Linked DNA regions of Homo sapiens: region 2 is linked to region 1. A link is a loop called in an ENCODE intact Hi-C map of the cell type or tissue named here. Cell type or tissue: heart left ventricle. All regions are shown on one strand. Region 1 overlaps DCPS (decapping enzyme, scavenger). Region 2 overlaps ST3GAL4 (ST3 beta-galactoside alpha-2,3-sialyltransferase 4).

Region 1 (2,500 bases):
TCGAACCCGGGAGGCAGGGGTTGCAGTAAGCCAATATCGCGCCATTGCACTCTAGCCTGGATGACAAGAGCAAAACTCCGTCTCAAAAACAAACTAACTAACTAACTCAATAAATAAAGTTTCATTTCTATTCATGTCTATTAGTCCATGTGTAATAGACCATAATGTGAAACATATCTCTCACTGCGGGCAGTGGCTAAAGTTGTGAAAACTTCCTTATGTGTTTCATAACCTACCCACTGAGGTAAGTTCAGTTTCTAACCTAATTTAACAGAAAATAACTGAAGCTACTTCCCCAACTTCATCTGTAGTACACACCCCTGCCACCATCCCACCCCATCACTCCTGACATAACAGCCTCATTTCTGTTCTTCTTTCCATCCCCAGAACACGTGCTATTCCTCAGCCCAGAGTGTTCTCCCCTCTTTGCACAGCTGGCTTCTTCCCATCTTTCAGGCCTCAGCCTGGGTGTCAGCTCCACTGCAGAGAGCCCTCCTAGAGCCCTGGTCTGAGTAGGCTCTCTCCTGCTCATGGCCACTCAGACATCTGCTTCCTTGTTTGCTGTCTGCCTTCCCCACTAGAACTGCAAAGACAGGGAGACATCGGTTATCTTCACCAACACAGACCTTGCTTCTACTAGAGTAGCTGGCACATAGCAGACACTTCACATTTGTTAAATGAATAAAGAAATGTCCCAGGTCCTCATGGTTAGCAAATGGCAAAGCCAGGATTCGCACCCAGGTCTGCCTGACGTGAGGCTTGTTCTCAGCACTGGCACTGTGCTAAAACTCAGAAACAGCATGTTGCTGCCCCAGTGCATGCCATGAGAAAGCATGAGTGCCCCAGCATGACTAACTCCTAAAGCCCATGCTCTCTCCATTATGTCGTTGGGATGGACATTGCAGCTGGAAGGATGAGTGGCTCACACGAGCAGCCTCTTGCAGTCAGCTGAGAACGTGGAGGGGATAAACGAATGAGGAGACTGCAAAACCTCCAGACTTGAAGAGGAAAAGAAAGTTGCCAGTGACCAGAGGAATACCAGAAAAAAATCAGCTGAGCCCATGATTTCTACTGTGGCCAGCTCAGAAATGAGGGGTGGGGGCTCCCCTAGGCAAACAGTATTCTAGGAAGGAGGTCTAAAGAAGCAGCCAGAGACAGCAGAAAAACTCAAAGGCACAACCATGCAGGGGGACAGAGGGCTGAGGCTGCAGGAACTGCACATTCAGGGCCCTCGGGGTGGGCAGCATTGAGTTGACTCCAAGGCTGGGACTGGAGAGGGAGGTCCCAGGCTCTGACTTAGCTGGCCTTCCCACAGAGGGGACAGCTGGAGTGGGCCACAGGACTATTTTGGCAATGCTGCCACCTTGTGGCTGTGGAATGCCCAGCCCACAGGAAAACAAATCTACACATAGGTCAGTTTGTGGGTTCATTCTTCACTTATTGAAAGCACCTAATATGGGCGACATGGCTCCAACCTTCGAGGACCTCACCCCTTATATCCAGGCAGTGACCAAACTCTCCTCTTTTCACCACTATGTCCCCACCCCTGACCCCAAACAAGACTGTGAGGGCAAGGATGGTATCTTACTCATCTCTGAAGCTACGGTACGCGGCATAGGGCCTGGCACATGAGACTAATAACAGCAGCTACTACTTAGTATTGTGCTCAGTGCTTTTAAGTACATTAGCGCATCGGATTCTTGAATTGCACCTATGAGACCTCCAAATGGAGATGTCAAGGAGGGCTTTATTTCAATATGAGCCCGGAGTTCTTGGAGAGGTCAAGGATGGAGAAATAAAGGTGGGCGTCGCCGGCATACAGATGGTGTTTTTTTAAAGACCAGTGCCTCTCAAAGTTTTACGTGCATATGGCTCACCAGGGAGTTGTGCTAAAATGCAGACTCCAGTGATTCTGTAGTCTGAAATGGGGAGGAGATTCTGTTTTACCAGACTCCCAGGTGGTGCGAATACTGCTGGTTCACAAACCACACTTTGAGTGGTAAAAATCTGGAACAGAGGTTAACAAACTATGGCCAGCTGGACCTCTATTTGTACAATCAGCAAACCAAGAGTGATATTTTCATTTTCACAGGGGTTGAGAAAAAGAAGAAGGAAGGAGAAGGCAGAAAAGGCAGAAGAAGAAGGGGTTGGGAAGGAAGATGGGAGGAAAAGAAGAAGAGGAGACAGAGACCATTTGTGCCTCACAAGGCCTAAAATATTGACTCTTTGGTTTTTGACAGAAAAAGTTTGACAATCCTGACCTCAAATATCACCCAGGGAAAAGCTATGCAGCTAAACAAGGGAGCAACCGGGCCCTGAAGCAAACCGCTGCGACTTCCAAATCCCCATCCCTAGTTTTGGTAGGAAAAGCAGGAGCGAAAGGCACCGCATGTACAGTCGGCCCTCCGTATTGTGGGTTCCATATCTGTGGATTCAACCAAATGAAGAATAAAAATACTTAAAAAAAGAAGGACATTGCGTCTGTATTGAATACGTACAG
Region 2 (2,500 bases), 81 kb before region 1:
CATCAAAGTCAAAAAGACCTCACTCTCCCCGTCCCCATCCCCCTCCTCCTGAGCCATCTGGGCCCTGGGTATGGAAACACATTCAAGGTGACATTGCTCCCCCGGCCCACACAATCACCTCTACTCTGCCTAAACCCAACCTCTTCTGGACCCCCTGATATCCTGCCCCAGTGCCTGCAAGGGGCGGGCCACCCAGCTACCCACCTCACATACCTTGCCAGCCCACGCAGTTGGGCAGCCATGTTTGAGTTAGCAAGCAGGTCAGATGAAACTGGTTCACCTGAGCCTTCTCTCCTCTGGCCAAGACCTGTGCCCTAGGCACTGGCTACCGAGACTAAACCCTGTCTCTGCTACTTGCAAGGCATGTGACTGCAGACTCTGCCCCGTCTCTATAAAAATAAAAATAAAATTAGCCGGGTGTGGTGGCACACACCTGTAGTCCTAGATACTTGGGAGGCTGAGACAGGAGGACCCCCTGAGTCCAGGAGATCGAGGCTGCAGTAAGCTATGATCGTCCCCCTGCACTCTAGCCTGTCTCAAAAAAAAAAAAAAAAAAGAACAGGAGTTGGTCGTGTTACAAATGTTGAGAGATCTGGAATCAGTGGTTGGGACCCAAGCCCAGACCTCTCTTCCGGCCTCCTCTCCTCCCAGCCACAGTTTCCTCCCTGCATGGGGTTCAGACCACCCAGTCCAGAGAAGCTTCCTCACTCCCCCACATCCAGCTCTGTCACATCATGCTGCTTTATTAACTTTGTGGCAGTTAAACCACACTGTCCCAAGTACCAATTAGACCACGCACTCCCAGCAAGCAGGGACTTCTTATGTCCCATAGTATCTCCAGCACTAAATTTAATGCCTGACACATGGTAGATAACTGACAAATATTTAAATGAATGGAGGTCTGAATTCATCAGCAAACAATAAGATGACTGTGAGCAGCAAGTTGCATCAAGTTAAAACAAGCCAGGCTTATTCTGAAAAGACCTGGGCATCTAAGGCACAAGGGGCTTGCTAGAAGCTCACACTGGGAGCTGGCAGAGCCAGCGCACTTTCTGCCAAATGCATGTCGATGAGCTCACAAGGACCTGCTTTATCCCCAGGCAAATGAAGTGGCTTCTGCAGAACTGGAGGTTGTCATGTCCGACTGATCTTAACCACTTACCAGCTCCATGTCTGCTGCACCATATCAGAACTGATGTCCGACAGTAAACTCTGTGCAGTCCCAGGAGAGCTGCAGGCTTGAGGACACCCTAATACCCAGGAAATCTCCTTCCTTCCTACTTACTTCCTCCTAACGGGGGTCAACCTGAGATGAAACCCCAGGACCAAGCCCCAGGAAGCGCAAGGTACATGTGGCCTCCAGGAGGAGCCAGTGAAAAGGGGTACGGACTCAGGCCCACAGGCCAATCCAGCCTCTGCAGTCACTGGTCAGGTGACCTTGACAATCTCAAAGCCTCAGATTCCTCATTTGTAAATTACGTGTAACTGCCTTCAGGTCAGTGGTGTTAAGGAAAATAATTTTATATATACACATACACACACATACACACACACACACACACACACACACACACACACACGACCAAGTTATCACAGGTGTTCTGAGCCTCAAAACACACCCCAGTATTTCCACTTCACAACATTAGGTATGGGCCAAACACAGAGCAAGAACTCTGTATCTGGAGGGTGTCAGTGACGCTGGGTTCTGCCCTCCCCAGACACATGGCAGCCCCTCTCAATTCAAGCGCTGGCCCAGCCCAACAAAGAGAGAGATCCACTGCCACTGGCCCCACCACGACCCCAATCACACTCAGCTCTCCTCCTGGCTGCTGGGTCCACACCAGATGCTACACAGGACCTTGTAGCAGCCAGGGAGGCAAGGAGAGGCACTGCCACCCAGGCTCTGCCCTGCACTGAATGCAGATCCACCTACTGAGACAGACTCAAGGACTCATTCTTGGGGTTAGGTAGGAGAAGTGGTGAGGAAAAGGAAGGAGACCACACTGGGGAAGTCACACTCTGTCTTTCCAAGAGCCGCACCTCCTAAAGTCAGCACCCAAGCCCCTGATTCATCGCTCTCCGAAACAGCACCCCCACTCCAGAACAGACCTTTTCAGAACTGTTCCACCACTCAGCAGGCACAAGGTTGCTAAGTGCTCAAGACATCATGCTTTGAGCAAGTCAGGCATAATGCATGCAATCAACAAATACTTGAATATATCAGCACTCCCATAAAACAAAAAGAAAAAAAAAAAACAAGGAAGCAAAGGGAAAAGCAAGGGACAGGATAGGATCAAGCAACTGCACTTCTGGGTATATCCCCAAAATATTTGAGACCAGGATGTCAAAGAGATATCTGTACACCCGTGGTCACAGCAGCATTATTGACTTTGCAATAGCTAATGTGGAAGCAACCCCCAAGCGTCCATCAGTGGATGAACGGATCCACAAAATGTGGTCTACGCATACAATGGAATATTATTCAGCCTGAAAAAGAAAG

The links. Hi-C counts contacts between places; a loop is a spot of excess contacts. Peaks named below come from ENCODE experiments on the same cell type or tissue, not always from the same donor. Only the 100,000 strongest peaks of a DNase experiment are listed, where the experiment ranks them.
Region 2: it touches region 1 in a loop (4-fold over the local background); 19 of 110 quality-filtered maps call a loop at or near these places.

What each region holds. Positions count from the first base shown.
Region 1 is chr11:126,309,532-126,312,031 of GRCh38, reverse strand. All of the region lies in intron 2 of DCPS (decapping enzyme, scavenger), which reads right to left. Among named protein-coding and RNA genes, the nearest start is that of TIRAP-AS1, 6.5 kb to the right of the region's middle. RefSeq lists an enhancer at 545-614. In heart left ventricle, a CTCF peak has its summit at 1,365 (motif pointing left); a DNase peak (open chromatin) is centred at 1,331.
Region 2 is chr11:126,391,017-126,393,516 of GRCh38, reverse strand. All of the region lies in intron 1 of ST3GAL4 (ST3 beta-galactoside alpha-2,3-sialyltransferase 4), which reads right to left. Among named protein-coding and RNA genes, the nearest start is that of ST3GAL4, 37 kb to the right of the region's middle. In heart left ventricle, a CTCF peak has its summit at 1,350 (motif pointing right); no DNase peak of the experiment used is centred here; H3K27ac peaks cover 2,350 bases.